Regions from separate parts of the Homo sapiens genome. Here all the other regions are linked to region 3. A link is a contact called in ENCODE Hi-C or POLR2A ChIA-PET data. All regions are on one chromosome and are shown on one strand. Each heading gives the region's core, a stretch centred on a gene start or an enhancer-like site at or near the end of the contact. The rest is flanking DNA. Distances are from core to core; before and after follow the strand shown.

What was found. Hi-C counts contacts between places; a loop is a spot of excess contacts on that map. ChIA-PET counts read pairs that join two places held with the same protein, here RNA polymerase II (POLR2A). Pooled maps may share reads with other maps.
Region 1: a loop to region 3 is called in a pooled map, with 9 times the contacts of the local background. The contact joins the promoter of SPHK1 here to the promoter of FBF1 in region 3. A Hi-C loop is called at or near these places in 7 of 50 pooled maps. POLR2A ChIA-PET finds 5 or more read pairs at or near these places in 3 of 52 experiments (HEK293, HEK293T and activated naive CD4-positive, alpha-beta T cell).
Region 2: a pooled map shows a loop between it and region 3 (8-fold over the local background). The contact joins the promoter of MYO15B here to the promoter of FBF1 in region 3. A Hi-C loop is called at or near these places in 6 of 50 pooled maps. POLR2A ChIA-PET finds 5 or more read pairs at or near these places in 4 of 52 experiments (A673, MCF 10A, WTC11 and 1 more).
Region 4: a pooled map shows a loop between it and region 3 (4-fold over the local background). The contact joins the enhancer-like site here to the promoter of FBF1 in region 3. A Hi-C loop is called at or near these places in 2 of 50 pooled maps. POLR2A ChIA-PET finds 5 or more read pairs at or near these places in 4 of 52 experiments (A549, Caco-2, HEK293 and 1 more).
Region 5: a map of naive thymus-derived CD4-positive, alpha-beta T cell shows a loop between it and region 3 (13-fold over the local background). The contact joins the promoter of SAP30BP here to the promoter of FBF1 in region 3. A Hi-C loop is called at or near these places in 1 of 168 maps with a recorded cell type or tissue (naive thymus-derived CD4-positive, alpha-beta T cell) and 9 of 50 pooled maps. POLR2A ChIA-PET finds 5 or more read pairs at or near these places in 2 of 52 experiments (HEK293 and WTC11).
Region 6: a loop to region 3 is called in a map of esophagus squamous epithelium, with 2.8 times the contacts of the local background. The contact joins the enhancer-like site here to the promoter of FBF1 in region 3. A Hi-C loop is called at or near these places in 1 of 168 maps with a recorded cell type or tissue (esophagus squamous epithelium) and 1 of 50 pooled maps. POLR2A ChIA-PET finds 5 or more read pairs at or near these places in 1 of 52 experiments (activated naive CD4-positive, alpha-beta T cell).

What each region holds. Positions count from the first base shown.
Region 1 is chr17:76,383,159-76,385,858 of GRCh38, reverse strand. SPHK1 (sphingosine kinase 1) reads right to left here and starts at 1,250. Exons shown (of 6, transcript NM_001142601.2): 1 at 1,053-1,250; 2 at 205-408. The coding sequence starts at 214. RefSeq lists silencers at 883-1,582, 2,163-2,302, 2,323-2,612.
Region 2 is chr17:75,586,550-75,589,049 of GRCh38, reverse strand. MYO15B (myosin XVB) reads right to left here and starts at 1,250. Exons shown (of 64, transcript NM_001395058.1): 1 at 1-1,250. The coding sequence starts at 992. RefSeq lists a silencer at 19-148 and enhancers at 1-600, 1,029-1,098, 601-1,434.
Region 3 is chr17:75,939,771-75,942,470 of GRCh38, reverse strand. It overlaps FBF1 (Fas binding factor 1), which reads left to right and starts at 1,429. Exons shown (of 30, transcript NM_001319193.2): 1 at 1,429-1,623. ACOX1 (acyl-CoA oxidase 1) reads left to right here. Exons shown (of 14, transcript NM_004035.7): 14 at 1-964. RefSeq lists an enhancer at 1,211-1,280 and a silencer at 1,391-1,660.
Region 4 is chr17:76,245,217-76,247,916 of GRCh38, reverse strand. The region is part of intron 5 of LOC105371896 (a long non-coding RNA gene); the gene reads left to right. Among named protein-coding and RNA genes, the nearest start is that of RNF157, 6.1 kb to the right of the region's middle. Within about 2 kb of position 1,361, at least 9 of the 41 ENCODE cell types and tissues checked have a DNase peak (open chromatin) inside an H3K27ac peak, as active enhancers do.
Region 5 is chr17:75,666,001-75,668,700 of GRCh38, reverse strand. SAP30BP (SAP30 binding protein) reads right to left here and starts at 1,363. Exons shown (of 11, transcript NM_013260.8): 1 at 1,223-1,363; 2 at 76-185. The coding sequence starts at 1,328. It overlaps RECQL5 (RecQ like helicase 5), which reads left to right and starts at 1,547. Exons shown (of 20, transcript NM_004259.7): 1 at 1,547-1,657; 2 at 2,130-2,273. The coding sequence starts at 2,144. RefSeq lists enhancers at 1,122-1,371, 1,542-1,641, 1,223-2,422.
Region 6 is chr17:76,404,774-76,407,473 of GRCh38, reverse strand. It overlaps UBE2O (ubiquitin conjugating enzyme E2 O), which reads left to right. Exons shown (of 18, transcript NM_022066.4): 2 at 1,902-1,961; 3 at 2,158-2,268. Among named protein-coding and RNA genes, the nearest start is that of SPHK1, 22 kb to the right of the region's middle. Within about 2 kb of position 1,258, at least 12 of the 41 ENCODE cell types and tissues checked have a DNase peak (open chromatin) inside an H3K27ac peak, as active enhancers do.

The sequences.
Region 1 (2,700 bases), core at 1-2,500, 440 kb before region 3:
CGGCCTTTGCTGGGAGACCTGGGGTGGGGACGCGGCGCCCCTGCCACCCCCTTCCTTGGCTCAGATTCGGCCGGCTTCTGGCCTCGTGAGGGATAATGTTTCTCCCGATCGTCCACAGCCCCTTTCGTCCAGCTGGGCGTTCCATCATTCCTGGCGAGGAACAGGAATCCCCCTACAGCCCTTCCCAGCAGGAACCCCACAAACCTGGATCCATAACCTCGACCCGCGGCTCCCGCTGCCAGGGGGTCCCTGGCGCTGTGGGGGCGCTGCCCGTGGCGGCGGCTCCTGCCTTCAGCTCCTTATCGGTGCTGCCCAGGCGGGCGTCGCAGGGCCGGCTGTGGGGCTCGCCTTCCCCGCCCGGAGCCGTGGCTGCAGGAGCACCGGCGTCATTCCCTGCGGCGGCTGGACCTGAGGGAGAGAAGACAGCGCTGGCGGAGTCCGGGGCCGCAGCTGCCAGAGGTGGGGAGCGCCCGACTAAATCCCGGGACCACGCGCGGGGAGCCAGGTTCCCGGGAAGTCCAGAGAGCTGAGGTCCGGTGCCTCCGAGGGCGCCCCCGCCGTGTGACTAAGCCTACAATCCCTGAGAAGGGCGCCTGCTCCGGGGCTTTCTCCCTGGGGCTTGGGGTTCGGTTCCGGCCCGACGGATGAGTCAGAGCCCCGTGGCTCCCTCCGACGGACTAGCTCCTCACCCCTCGGGGCTGCCAGGGGGAGGGGAGTCCAGCTGCGTAAAAATCCCAGAACTTGAGCGGACATTGCTGGGCACGAAGTTCTGGGAGAGGATCCCTGCCCCAGCCATCCAGGTTGCCGTGTCCCCTGCCCGGAGCTCCAGAGCGGTGGGAGCCGCGGCGCGCGCTTCTCAGGGCCCCGCTCCGTTGCGACGCGCGCGGCGCTCGTGGGAGCCGCTCCCGGGTCGCGCCAAAGCCAAGCCCGAACCGGGCCACCAGCTGCCGCCTGCTCTCGCCCAAGCGACAAGTGGCCCAGTTCCCGGGGCCCCGCGAGGGCGGGCCGCACAGGAGCCACGAGCGGCGCGAAGGCAGGGTGGGCGGCCCTACCCAGTCGGTCCGGTTTGCTGGGGAGGCGCCACCGCCGTTCCCTACAGTGGCCTGGGGCGGAACGCAGCTCGTCCCAAGCTCAGCCCACGTCTGAGGGACTGGAGCGCCCCGCTGGAGCGGACTCCCCGGCCTCGCTCCCTCCGGCCTCAAACTTTTCGCTCAACTTCGCAGCCGGCGCCGCGGAGCGGGGAGGGCACTGAGCCTCGGCGCCGGCCTGGCTCCGCCCCGCGCTCCCGGGGGTGGAACCTGAGCCCGGCGCGGCCTCGGCCTCTGCCCGCCTCCGGCCTCAGCGCGCCGCCTCCGGCACGGCCCGCGCCCACGGCCGGGCCACGAGCTGGTTCCCGCCCGGGTCCTAGGAAGCGGCAAGCGCGCCCCCGCCGCTCGTCCTAGGCGTCTGGCTAGAAGGCGGCGCCGCGACCTGGCCGGGTGAGCTGAGGCGGCAGGCCGCGAGGCGCGGAGTCCCGGGCCCGGCCGCGAGCGCAGTGTCTGGGGCGCGCGAAAGCGACCGCGCAGCGCAGACGGAGGCGCGGGCTCCGCGCGAACTCGTGTCGGAGCGAGCGCCGGGCGCGCGCGGCTCCGCTCTCCCGGGGGACCCTTGGTTTCACCTCGACGCCACGACCTCGCCCCCGCGGGTGCTGTCGGCGCCGGGATGCAGCGCCCCTTTTGCGCGCTCTGCCCTAGCCCACCCGAAATTCGAGGCCCGCACGCCACCCGGGGCGCCTCTCCAGGCCGGGGCGTCTCGCCCGCCGCCCACCAGCTTCCCTCTTTCTTCCTCCCCCGCGCTCCCACGGAGGTTATTTTTAACTTCCCGACGCTGCAGCTGGGCTACCGAGCCTGAGGCCGCCTAGCGCGCTGTCCCGGGTAGAGCAGGCGACAGGCCGGGGGCTCCGAGCCGGAGAGGAGGCTTGACAGTGTAGATGGGCCTGGGGGCCCCCGTCGGGATTGGAAAGCCAAGCATGTGGTACGTGCCCCCCGCCCCCTCTGGCTCAGCGTGAAGAAGGGGCGCCGGAAACGCGCTCAGAAGTTGTCACTTCTTTGGAGGCCAGTAGGGACGCGTTTGTCAGTGTGTTTGTGATACACTTATCGCGGCAAGCCACAGAACGTGTCCGCGAGCACCTCGAGTTAGATCCCTGGGGGGTTACGGCGGAGACGGAGGAAGAAGTTGCCAAGGCCCATTGGTGACCTGCCCAGGTAGGGCCAGAGTTAGGAGAAACCAAGCCCCTGCGGGAGGCTGCGGGGCTCGCGCGCCCCCGCCGGCCCCACCCGCCCCCACACACCTCTCTCATCGCTTCTTAAAGTCGAGAAGAGGCAGGTCCAGGAGGAGCACGCAGCCAATTAGCCGGGCGGCGCCCTGAACTCCGGCACGCCTCCGCGGTGTCTTCTCTTCCGGAGGACCCAGGCAGCTCGGCCCCGTTTCCCAACACTTGGGGGGTCAGACGGGCGGGACCCGAGAGTCCCCGGGCGGGTCGGGGGGCACTGGCTGGGACGCGGGGTCCCTGGGGCCGCAGCTCCGCGCGCGTATCGGCGGGTGCGCCTTCGCCTTGCGCGGCCCCCGGGCAGTCCCCGCTGGGTCCAGAGCGTCCCGAGCGCGTTCCGGGAAGGTGACTCAGCGACGCGCTCAGGGGTCGAAAAACTCCGAGAAACAGGA
Region 2 (2,500 bases), core at 1-2,500, 350 kb after region 3:
GGGTCCTCCGGCCCCGCTCCTGCTGCGGCTCCCGCTTCGCCCTCGCCTGCCGCCGCTGGCACCTGCCCCACCGCCTTTCCGACCTGGTGGCGCGGAGCCCGGGCCGTCGAGGCCTGCATTGTTTCTGGCTCGGCGCCCCGCTGCGCCCGGTTGTCGCTCGCGTCCTTGGCCGGCCCAGTGTCCCGAGGAGCCCGCGAGCTGTCCTCGAAGGTCCTGGAGGCCATAGCTGCCCGAGAGCCCCGTCCAGGTCCGGTCCCCAGCGGACTCGAGTCGGAGTCCCCGCCGGAATGCTCGCTGGCTCCCAGGGGCCCCGTCCCCGACGACCCTTCCCGGCCCCGGGTATCTGCGTGGGGCCAGTCGCTGTCCAGGCCGTCGCTGCTTGGCTCCAGCGCTGACTCCGGCCCGGTTTTTGTCCCTTCCGAGCCCATGTCCGTAGGCTCCGGCGTGGGCCGCAGCTCCCGGGCTGTGCCGCGCTGGCTGCCGCTCTCCTGGGCCTCGCGGGTTTCGCTGTCCGGACAGGAGCTGCCTCCGTCCCCACCCGACGTGTCCCCATTGAGGCTCCTGGGCGTCCGGCGGCCCCGCCGAGCCGAGGGCCCCTTATCTTTCCGCTTCCTCCTACGGCGGCCGCCCAGCTCTTCTCCTCCGGAGAGGCTTCCCTCCTCCAGGCGCCCCCCGCGGCCGCCCCTGGGCCCGCGTCCCTGACGCTGCGCGTTGCTTTGCCTCTCCTGGGCTTTCGGGGACAGCCCAGCCCCTGGGCGTCTGCAGCCGCCGTTCCCCTCTGCAGTGGGCTTCCTGCGGCCACCAGGGGTTCCCTGGCCCCCGGCGGTGGCAGGCTCGGCCGCCGGTTTCGCCCTGTCCGCCTGCCCGCGGTCGGAACGGCGTTCCCGGCTGGGCGCGCCATCCGCGCTGGCCGACCCCGACTCCTGCTCCCCTGAGGCCGGCCTCCCGGGCCTCTCCAGGCGCTGGGGCGCTTTGCGCTGGTTCCTGCCCATGGCTGGCCCAAAGGAGACGGGCTTCCCGACGCCCAGGTCCTTTCCCCTCCCCGGGGATTTGGCCTCCCGCGGTGACCTTCTGTGCAGTGCACCACCCGGCTCTGCTCTCGCAGGGGCTACAGGCTCTACTCCCCGAGGTGCCCGCCTTACAGGACCATCAATAATGCAGAAGGCGGCGGGTCCTGACCCCCTCGGCCAACAATGGAATAGAGGCGCCCAGGAAACAGGAGACGCTACAGCTGCGGACAGGGCAACAGTGCCGCCGGGAGGCGCTGCCAGCCAGGCCAGCCTCGCACCGCGCCAGACTGAGGGGGTCCATGCTCCACTCCCACCTCAGTGCTTGCCCAGCAAGGAAGGGCCCAGAGAACCTGTCTGGACTTCTTCCTTCTGAGGGTTCCAAGGGACTGGGGCCAGGCCCACCCTGGCACACGGCAGCACTCCATGAGTCGCTAGGGTTTTTGTTCTTTTCAATTGTGGAATAAATACAATTTACCGAAAAGTACATAAAACATAAATGTACATCTTGAACTGGTGTAAAACATGCCTGTCTACCTCCTTGGAGTTGTGGAACAGAACCACACCCCATACATTCCTGATTGCCCCAATGTGTGTGTTTTTAAAATATCTATTTTTAAAACAGGTAATACATTCACATAATTCAAACATCCAAACATTACAAGATAAAAGTCTCCCATTCCTGACCCTCAGCCTATGTACTCAGTGTTCCCCTGAGGTTACCCATTTCTGTATTTCCTTGCAAAATTTTCCAGGTTGGCCGGGCGCGGTGGCTCACGCCTGTAATCCCAGCACTCTGGGAGGCCAAGGAGGGCGGATCACGAGGTCAGGAGATGGAGACCATCCTGGCTAACATGGTGAAACCCCCGTCTCTACTAAAAAATACGATAAATTAGCCGGTCGTGGTGGGGGGCGCCTGTAGTCCCAGCTACTCGGGAGGCTGAGGCAAGAGAATGGCATGAACCCAGGAGGCAGGAGAGAATGGCATGAACCCAGGAGGCAGAGCTTGCAGTGAGCTGAGATCACACCACTGCACTCCAGCCTGGGTGACAGCATTTTGTTTGTCTCAAAAACAAAGAAACAACAACAAAAACTTTCCATGCAGAGAAAAGCAAATATTATATTTTTCCCCTTTAGCACAAGTGGTAGCTTATGTAGCTCCGGGGTCTCCACTTTGCCTTTTTCACTTAACAATGTAATCTGGTGATTTCATAATAATACCATAAAAAGCCAGCCTGCCTTCCTCCCTTCTCTCCTCCCTCTCTTCCTTGCAAATAAATGCACCATGGTTGAACCAATTCCTTATTGATGGGTTTCTACATCCAAAGTGGATCCTGGCCAAGTGAGGTGGCTCATGCCTGTAATCCCAGCATTTTGGGAGGCCGAAGTGGGTGGATCACCTGATGTCAGGAGTTCGAGATCTGCCTGGCCAACATGGTGAAACCCCATCTCTACTAAAAATACAAAAATTACCTAGGTGTGGTGGCACATGC
Region 3 (2,700 bases), core at 180-2,679:
ATTGATGGTGGGGTTTTGCTTTTTTTTTTTTTTTTTTTTTTGAGACGTTGTCTTGCTCTTTCACCCAGGGTAGAGTGCAGTGGCGAAATCTTGGCTCACTGCAACCTCTGCCTCCCGGGTTCAAGCAATTCTCTGCCTCAGCCTCCTGAGAAGCTGGGATTACAGCGCCTGCCACCATGCCTGTCTAGTTTTTTTGTATTTTTAGTAGAGACAGGGGTTTCACCAAGTTGGCCAGGCTGGTCTTGAACTCCTGACCTCGTGATCCACCCACCTCGGCCTCCCAAAGTGCTGGGATTACAGGCGTGAGCCACCGTGCCGGGCCAGTGTTTTTAACTGTCCACACTTACTAAATTTTCCAGTACTTCTTCCTATGGTTCATGATAGTAAACACAGAAACATATAAGGAACATTATTAGAGTTACCAGATGTTAGCTGTTGCATATGTGCACATTCCTAGATTCAAGGGTGTTTTTGCCTTAAATTTAAGTGGGTCATTGGTTGTCTTGGGAAGATCATGGAAAATTCGGGATTTTTTAGAATTCTGAACCAAAATATGTTTTGAGTGTTTCTTAGTAAATGTGTGATCTTCCACCTTCCACATTCAGACTGCGGACTACACTTCATAAATGCCTTTTTATTTCCAGTTATGGATTCAACTAAATGACTGCCTTGGGAGCACATAATTACTTTGCTACCTTTTTCCCCCTTTGCTGTTGTGGCTCGAGTTTGGTTCTCACCTGAGAAGATGCATTGAGCATATGTTGTTACCCAGCCCTGGCTTAATGGTGTCCTGTGGGGTAGGGGTGGGAGGACGAGGGGCACGGGGCCAGAGCATGTGAATGGATCATGGTTGGACAGCTGTGACCTGCCAGCACTGCGGGTAAGCAAAACTACAAACCGTTCTTTCCTCTGTGACATTGAATAAACCTTAATAAAATTCATAATTAGCACATACTAGAAAAAATGTGACTTAATCTTTTTGTGGGGCGACAGTATTGGGTTTCATTCTGGCTATACAGCTTTGATTGGATCATTAAACAGGTCAGTCACTTCCCTCAAGCTTTGGGGTGTGGAATAAACACCGGTGAATTTGTGGATTCACCCGTCAACCTCCCAATATCAACACATTTCTCACGCCTCCGCGTCGGCCACGTGTCAGCCCTCAGAAGTGGGCAGGAGGAACTTTTAAGCTTCCCGGCAGTTCCCAAGAGGGCCTTTGAGCCTGGCGCCCTCTTCCCGGAGAGGCGTTGGGGCAGCTCCTAGCAACGTGCCCGCCGCCGGCAGAAGCCCGGCCCCGCCAACTGCCGCGCGCGGCTCCCTGGGAGCTGTAGTTCTTCATGGCGTCCCCACCTCCTCTGTGAGGGCGGGTGAGTCGACCGCCGACTGCGACTCCCAGGATGCCTCGCGCCCGCCTTTCCGCGGGAGGCCAGACGGCTGAGGGTGCCGGCAGCGGCTGGAAGCGGGAGGCCAGTCCTGGCCGGGCTGGGCGACCCGAATGGAGCCAGGGCCGGCGCTGGTCCCAGCGGCCGCACCTCCGGGGGCACGGCGCGTAACAGGAGGCTTCCGGGGCTGAGAGCGTTACAGGCTGCGCTCCGGGGCCAGATAGGCCGGGCGCTCAGAAGGGTGACGCATTGAGGGGCGCGGAGTCTCGGGACGGAGGGGCGACTCCGGCTAGGGGTCTTGCTTAGGGGTGGTCTCGGGATCTGTAAAACGCCTGGCATGGAGTCGGCTGAATACATGTGGGGACGGGGTTACTCTGTAGCCCTTTGGCCTTGGCAAACCAAGCCTAGAAAATCCCCATAGTCTGAGAAGCCCGTACAGGATCGATAGGAGATGCCAGAAGTTCCTTGATGTGTTATGGGACACATTTGGACTTGTAGGTCGTGAAGTCGCCATTGCAGAGAAAAAGAAACAAGGCCGGGCACGGTGGCTCACGCCTGTAATCCCGACACTTTGGGAGGCCAAGGCGGGAGGATCACTTGAGGCCAGGCGTCTGGGACGACCCTGGGCAACATAGGGAGACCCCCGTCTCTACAAAAAAAATTTTAAAATTTGCCGCACATGGTGGCGTGTGCCTGTGGTCCCAGCTGCTAGGGAGGCTGACATTGGAGGATCGCCTGAGCCCAAGGAGGTCGAGGCTGCAGTAAGCTATGAGAGCTGTGATCGTGCCACTGCACTCCAGCCTGGGCAACAGAGCGAGACCCTGTCTGGAAAAAAAAAAAAGAAAGAAGGCCAGGCGTGGTGGCTCACACCTGTAATCCTAGCACTTTGGGAGGCCGAGACGGGCAGATCACGAGGTCAGGAGTTCGAGACCTCCTGGCCAACAGTGAAACCCCGTCTCTACTAAAAATACAAAAATTAACCGGGCATGGTGGCATGTGCCTGTATTCCCAGCTACTCGGGAGGCTGAGGCAGGAGATTCGCTTGAACCCGGGAGGCTGAGGTTGTGGTGAGCCAAGATCGCACCACTGCACTCCATCCTGGGCAACAGAGCAAGACTCCGTCTAAAAAAAGAAAAAAAAGAAAACACATGTATTCAGGGTGGGCTCTGTAGGTAAGCCCAGATAACCCTTGCATTCCAATAACAGGACAGGCCAATACTTGGGACATAAAGAGGACCCCTCTGACTCCTTTCTTCCAGGACATCCTGTAGGTGGGTTTTGGTAAAGTGGAGGAGGGGGAGGGAGACAGCTAATTCCG
Region 4 (2,700 bases), core at 112-2,611, 310 kb before region 3:
AATTACCAGACCTCTTTTCATACACAGATTTCATCTTGGAATATAAAAGATAACAGGGGCCAGGCACAGTGGCTCACTCATGTAATCCCAGCACTTCGGGAGGCCGAGGCAGGTGGATCACCTGAGGCTAGGAGTTTAAGCCTGGCCTGGCCAACATGGTGAAACCCCGTCTCTACTAAAAATACAAAAAGTTAGCTGGGCGTGGTGGCGCATGCCTACAATCCTAGCTAGCTACTTGGGAGGCTGAGGCATGAGTATCTCTTGAATCAGGGAGGCGGAGGTTGCAGTGAACCAAGATCGTGCCACTTTACTCCAGCCTGGGCGACAGAATGAGACTCTGTCTCAACAACAACAACAACAAAAAATAAATATGTTTATTATATTTATTATATTTATATCTTTATAAACAAAGATATTTATTATATATTATTATTATAAAAAATAATAATAAAATAAAAGATAACAGGGCCAGGCGTGGTGGCTCACGCCTGTAATCCAAGCACATTGGGAGGCCGAGGCAGGTGGATCACTTGAGGTCAGGAGTTCAAGACCAGCCCCGCTAACATGGTGAAACCTCGTCTCTGCTAAAAATACAGAAATTAGCTGGGCATGGTGGCGTGCGCCTGTAGTCCCAGCTACTCAGGAGGCTGAGGCAGGAGAATCGCTTGAACCTGGGAGGTGGAGGTTGCAGTGAGCCGAGATCAGGCCAGTGCACTCTAGCCTGGGTGACAGAGAGACTCCATCTTAAAAAAAAAAAAAAAGATAACAGGATACGGCTAACAATGTAATAAATATATACCTCATGGTGCGTAAAAAAGACCTAAGGCTTCCAATAGCTTACTGTGAGAACCATAACAGTGAGTGGTATTTCTGTTTATTACTTTGTCAGGATCAACACACAGTCTTTGAAATACCCTAATAGGATAGTAGTTATCACATAAATAAACAAGCAATTTGCTCAGAAATAAATGTGTCATTGTAAACAAATTGCTTGTCTGTAGTGGACTTTGGCTGGCACTCAGACTTTAGCTGGACACACTATTAGCATGCATACGGCACTTTTAACCTACTTGCTAAGAATCTGATCTCCTAACCCTCAGTGGCCTCTCATTTCTCTTTTCTCAGCAGCCCTTTGGTTCCTGTGCCTGGGAGGAGTTAGGTGACTGGTTGATCAGTTCAGTTCTGCAGCCCTGACCTCAGCTCCAGTTTCAGAAGAGCAGAGGGAGGGTGCAGGGAGTCTCCAGCTGAGAGGAGCTCAGTGGTTTTCTGATTCTGACTTGAGCACAGTTACAGACAACTTTCCTGTGAGTGCAGTTGATTGCATGCTCACACTGATATTGCAACAGCTGAACACGTGTGTGCACTTGTGTTGAGCTTCAGAGCTCAACCTCAAGTCGGCTTGTCCTCTTATGACAGCTGTAGGAGATGGCTCACCAAGGAGAGACAGAGAGAGATAAAACCAGCATAGCACCAGCTTCCCATATCAAGACCCAGTGCACAGGGAGCCAGGGATCCCTGGGTTCTGAGCTATGGCTACCACTTGTATGGTCTTGGGCAAGCCCCTTACCCTGTAGAGGTTGCAGCTGCCTCATCTGTCAGGGGAGGGGCTGTACCTTTGAGATTCCTTCCAAATCTGACCATCTAGCCAGGACAGGCATTTTCAAGAAACCCTGTTTGTTATTTTCTTCTTTTGATCTAAGTAACCGCAGGTGAGTATTTGTTTTGTTAAAGAAAGGTTTGGGGCTGTCACCACGCTGCCGCTTCCACATTCTACCTTTTCTAGGTAGCAAGAGGCAGACGCTGGGCTTTGTGCCTATTTGGTCTGGTCTGTTTCTCCAAGAAGGGCAGCTGGAGTCGATGCTGGGCTGAAATGTTCTTTTTTTTCCTTTTTTCGAGACAGGGTCTTGCTCTGTCACCCAGGCTGGAGTGCAGTGGCGCCATCTCTGCTCACTGCAACCTCCACCTCCCGGGTTCAAGCAATTCTTTTGCCTCAGCCTCCTGAGTAGCTGGGATTACAGGCGCGCGCCATCACGCCTGGCTAATTTTTGTATTTGTAGTAGAGACAGGGTTTCACCATGTTGGGCAGGCTGGTCTTGAGCTACTGACCTCGTGATCCACCCGCGTCAGCCTCCCAGTGCTGGGATTGCAGGCATGAGCCACCGCGCCTGGCCTGCACAGCTAATTTTTAAATATTTTTTTTGTAGAGATAGGATCTCACTATGTTGCCCAGGCTGGTGCTGAACTCCTGGGCTCAGGCAATCCTCCCACCTCAGCCTCCCAAAGCACTGGGATTACAGGTGTGAGCTACCAGGCCTGCCCTGCCAAGCTGAAATGTTAGCCTCACACTTTTTTTTTTTTTTTTTTTGAGACGCAGTCTCCTTCTGTGGCCCCAGGCTGGAGTGCAGTGGCGCAATCTGGACTCGCTTCAACCTCCGCTTCACTGGTTCAAGCGATTCTCCTGCCTCAGCCTCCCGAGTAGCTGGGATTACAGGCGTGTGCCACCACGCCTGGCTAATTTTTGTATTTTTAGTAGAAACGGGGTTTCACCATGTTGGCCAGGATGGTCTCAAACTCCTGACCTCAGGTGATACATCTGCCTCGGCCTCCCAAAGTGCTGGGATTACAGGCGTGGGCCACTGCACCCAGCCCGCACATTCTTTTTACACCAACTTTAGGATGCAGAATGTGTAGTCCCAGGTG
Region 5 (2,700 bases), core at 114-2,613, 270 kb after region 3:
ACTGTTGGCACAGTTCCAAAATCTGACAAATGAAATTGTGCTTTCAGTAGCTCTGGATCTGGGAGATTTACCTACCGACTGTCTACTGTTCTCATCTTCTTCTTCTTCATAACCATCTTCATCACCCCCTAGACGAGAAAAGTCATCCTCCCCATAGGCATCAGATACCAATCCGCCTTTCTCCTCTGAAAGGTTAAAAAACAAACAAACAAACAAAAAGCAAGAAAAAAAAAACAAGAGTTACAATGTAAGAAAAAATGTCCAGAGATTTGAGTGGCCAAGACTATCTCTGAAGATACAAAGGGAACCTAAATCTCATGTTAAGTTACAATAGGCCCAGATTCGGCTCTCTGAGAAGGCCAGCATTTACTGAATAAAATCATTAAAAGGTCAGGGAACAAAACCGAGTACTAAATTCTGTTTCTAATGCTATAAACACTAGATAAACACTAAAGTGTTTATAGGAAACCATCAGAGAACTTTCTGACTGGAAGAGACCACACAAAATCACAAAACATGGAAGTACCTAACCTAATCCAATCCCCTTCACTTTCCAGATGAGGAAGCTAAGGTCCTGATATGTTGTTAGGTAACTTGTTCTTTATTCTCCCAAAGGAATCTGTTTCCATTATCTAACATTGTGCTTCTCAACCTGAGGAGGAGAACATCACCGTTAGGCTTTAAAAACTCACAAAATAAGAAAAATCACCTGGGATCCTTAAAAAGTTCACAAATGCCCACATCCTACCCCAGTTCTACCGAATTAGGTTCTCTCACTTTGGGCATCAGATACGTTTGTTTTTAAAAGCTCCAAGATGTGTTTAGGGCACATTCCTAACTAAAAGTTATAAAGTTAACGAACACAATCTTTACCATCTTCCACGTATGTTTTACTTATCGCTCTCCCTCATCAAACAACGAGCCCAGGGGAAACAGGCAGTGGCTGAGCAGCCGCTCCCTCTTCGTCCATCCCTCTGTCTATCACTATAGCCGGCACGGAGTCTTTCAGTAAGTTTAGGCAAATTAATCGAAATAACGGGAAGGAGATTCTTCATTCTTAGTCCACAGTCTCTAATGCTCTATCTCACCCCGGACCCTGGACCATTCTTCGGGGTCCGGTGCTTGGAGCACAATGACCATCTTGTTCCCTCCCGCCCAGCGAGGGTACAGCATTCCGGGCAGACACCCGATTCCCCCTTCCAGCTTCGCACTTGGGCCTTACCAGCCGCGCTGCCCACCGCCTCGATTCCAGCCTCGCCATCAGACTCGGGCTCTGAATCTTCCGCGTAAACTGCGAGAGACGACAGAACATTCTTCTTCCCCGCCATCTTATTCCCACAGCCCGGGCGTGGCTCACTCCTATGACTCAAGACGCCGACTTCCGGGCGGAAAGGCAGGTTCTTTCGGATCCCAGGAGACCCCCGCGCCACACTGGAAACCAATCAAAACGGCAGTTTCCTGCGCCTGGCTCCGCCCTCATGCCAGCGCTCGCGCTACGTCATCACTGCGCGACGGATATAAGATTGCGTGGGTTCTGCCTAAAGCTGAATTCCCAGCGCTTTGGCTTCTCTGAGTTGGGGTTGTGTATAGGGGTCTTCGAACAGTTCCGGAACCAGCCAGCAGCCTTTAATTCTTGGGCGGACCACGGCCGGTTCTGATATCTTAGGGTGAAGAGAGGGAGGTGTCGGCCAGCCAAGAGAGAAAATTGCGGATCTTGGGCTCAGGAAGACGGGAGAAGGGGTTCGGGGTCCCGGGGTGGAAGAACGGTCGTCGTGGTTGCGCTTATAGAAGTAGGAGCAGGTGGTGGATCTTAGGAAAACGGTTCCCCGTTCTCCAAGCTGTTCTGAAGACATTTATGTTTCTTCTCTTGATCTGATTTCTAGCTCTGTGCTATACCGTGGCCTGGAATAGTTCAATGTTTTCATTTTCATTGAGCGTAAAAGTGGAGATGTTAATTACTGAGGAATGTATTGCTTGAGGCAGTTCACCTTCAGCTTTATTACTTAAAAATAATACATTATTTAAGTGTAATATAGCAAATTGTTACAGAAAAATAATCTGTATTTTTAATGCAAAACAGAGGGTTCTCGTGGCAACCTTTTACTACCTTTGCCTTAACCTTTGGCCACTGTTCTTGGCTAAGATGAGCAGCCACCATACCACCTTTCCTTTTGACCCTGAGCGGCGAGTCCGGAGTACGCTGAAGAAGGTCTTTGGGTTTGACTCTTTTAAGACGCCTTTACAGGAGAGTGCGACCATGGCTGTAGTAAAAGGTAACATTACCAAGCTACCTTCCTTTAAATTTATGCTGGCTATACCATAACGCTGCGGCAGAACACCCTCCTCCTCACCCTTCGTACTGCCTCACCTTTGGTCCATAACTGGATTTGGAAATCTTTAGAGTTGTCAAAGCTTGTAGTTTCGTTTATTTGTTTTAATTAGAGATGGGGTCTTGGCATGTTGCTCAGGCTGGTCTCCAAATCCTGGGCTCAGGCAATCCTCCCACCTCGGCCTCCCAAGGTGCTGGGATTACAAGCATGAGCCACCACGCCCGGCCCAAAGCTTGTAGTTTTAGTGGCAGAACCACCCAGCTGGTCTATATTTCATAGCTAGATTTACACATGGTCTTTGAAAACACTTCAGATTCTCATTATTGTTCGTTTGTACACACAAACGAACAGCAACAGTGAGGGTGGTAGG
Region 6 (2,700 bases), core at 9-2,508, 470 kb before region 3:
CTTCTCTGGGAGCAATTGTGGCTTTTTGAAGTCTAAAATGGGAGCAGGGGATTAAGATAGGGTGGGGCAGCACAAAAAAATGCCGTATCTCAGAGTGGAGATTTGGGCACAGAGGGTTACAGGCACAGAATATTCTTTGATTTAGAAAAGTGGCACCGTCACGCCAGCATGCCTCTCCAGCCTCCTGGGGTCTTGGAGCAGAGATAAGGAGAGCCTGACCTTTCAGGGGTCTTCACCCTGCAGCTCACAGGGCCAGTGATCACAGCTGCCGACCTTGCTGAGCACCTACTCTGTACCGTGCACCATGTGCCACCTGCGGTCCGCTGCCTTGGTGACTCCACCTCAGCCATGCTGAGACAGCTGCCATCATCTCTCCTTCCACATGTCGGCAGGAGTGGTTTGCCTGACGTTCCTGTGTCTGACTCAAGAACCCTGCGTTTAAGGACTGGGCAAGTTGTCATTTGAAACAGGCTCATACCTGGATGCAGTGGCTCACGCCTGTAATCCCAGCACTTTGGGAGGCTGAGGTGGGCAGATCACGAGGTCAGGAGTTCGAGACCAGCCTGGCCAACATGGTGAAGCCCCATCTCTACTAAAAATACAAAAATTAGCCGGGCGTGGTGGCACGTGCCTGCAGTCCCACCTACTCGGGAGGCTGAGACGGGAGAATTGCTTGAACCTGGGAGGCGAAGGTTGCAGCGAGCCGAGACTGCGCCATTGCACTCCAGTTTGGGCAACACAGCGAGACTCCATCTCAAAAAAAAAAAAAAAAAAAAAAAAACAACTTGGGCTCATGAGTTCCCATGGGACTCTCTGCACTGCTGGTTGGTGGTGGGGTTCATTGCTTTTCTTTCCTTTTTTTTTTTGTGAGTCACGTTCTTCTACTAGCAGAGTTTGTTTTAGTTGTCATTGCCAGCATTTAAGTGACCTTGAGCCAGTATCTTCCTTTTTCGGCGACTCAGTTCTCCTTTCTTGGTGGTGACCTCTCAGTGCCCCCAGGTCAAGAGAGGCCACCACGGAGGAGTGTCTGGTTGGCTATTTGAGGAAACAGCTCTCCAGCCATGTGGTTTGGGGTCTCGGAGGTGGACACACACAGAGACCCATCCATGATTATGACCCAGTGAAGAACCATAGAGGAGCTGCCCCAGGTTTGAGGAACCAGCTAAAAAAGACGCAGGCTGGCCTGGTGGGAGCATCACGTGCCTGGGCTTTTGGGCGATGGAGCAGCAGGAGGCAGTGGCCGCTGCCAGCTGTGCGTAAAGAGACAATCAGGTGCTCGTGCAGTTGGCCGGGCTCCAAGAGCCAACCATCCTGAGGGTTACTTAGCAGCCTGCAGGGCTCCAAGCGCAGCAGATAAGGTGCAGGCCGCAGCTGGTCAGGAGGATAACCCAGATTAGAACATGGTGTCCGGTGATAGCCAGGCTTCAGGGTGACCCACCGCAGCCCAGTGTCCTGCTTCTCCCCCAGCCCACTCTCCCTCAGCACTGATCAGCTAGGGCAGGCACTTGCAGAGGGCAGAAAAAAGATTGAACGCAAAGCAAATGTTTTGCTCTCTGTAGAATGGGCTGTTAAATCCTTCATTAAAGTGCAGCCTTATGTGATCTGTCATTGAGCTGCACTGTTCAGTGTGAGGAAGGCTACCTCCGGCAAGCCAAGTGCCTCTGGTGGGTGAGACAGTGACCACAGGGGCCCCAGGAGGCCTGTGGGCGTGACGCGCTCTGCCTGTGGGTCTGGGTGCTGGTCGGAGGTGTGTGCGGTCTGTGAAGATACTGCTAGCCAAACGCTTAGGATTTGTGCACTTAGCAGTGTGGATGTGACGCTTTCCTTCAGAAGCTGGAAGAAAACTGTATTCTGTGGTGGCTTCAGAGTCCATTCTCTCACACCTGTATTTTCTTTTACAGCTGAAACTAGAGGACCGTTCTGTGGTGCCCCGAGATGTGGTCCGGCACATGCGATCCACCGTGAGTCCTGCGTCCCCACCCCAGCCCCGGGCCTGGGGGCAGCCACCTTAGGGACTTGAGCCTGCCCACCTCGCACTCTGCATGTGGGAGAACTGGCCAGCTCTGCAGGGGGTGCGCTGGGGTTGCCTGGGCTGGGTCTCCCCTGGTGACCAGGGCTGCTGCACCACGGGACTTGCATGTCTCCTCCCTCCCCCAGGACAGTCAGTGTGGCACGGTGATCGACGTCAACATCGACTGTGCCGTCAAGCTCATCGGCACCAACTGCATCATCTATCCCGTCAACAGCAAGGACCTGCAGCACATCTGGGTGAGCCGGCCCTGTCTTCTCATCATCCTTTCTGGGCCCTCTGGTTCTCTCGGCGGCACGACCTCTGGGCTACAGCCTCCTCCGTGCTCTTGCCAAGCACAGCCTTCCTGGGTCAGAAGGCGGAGCACAGCAGCCAGCTGGCTCCTGTAGCCTTGTTTTCGCTGCTTTCAAGTAAGCCATTTAGACATGAGGTCAGGACGTGCCCTTCCCCAACCCCAGCATAGGCTGCCAGTGTGGTTATCTTTAAGTGTTTTTCCTTTCTCCTCTAACATTTCTTTAAAAAAATAAATTATTGGAAATAGTTTATTTTTTTAATGATTTCAAACTTACCAAAAGTTGTAAATTCCTGTGTCCCTCCATCCAGGTTCCTCAGCTGTTAAGATTTCACTTCGTTTGCTCCATCACCTTCCCTCCCTCCTTTTCCCCGAGATC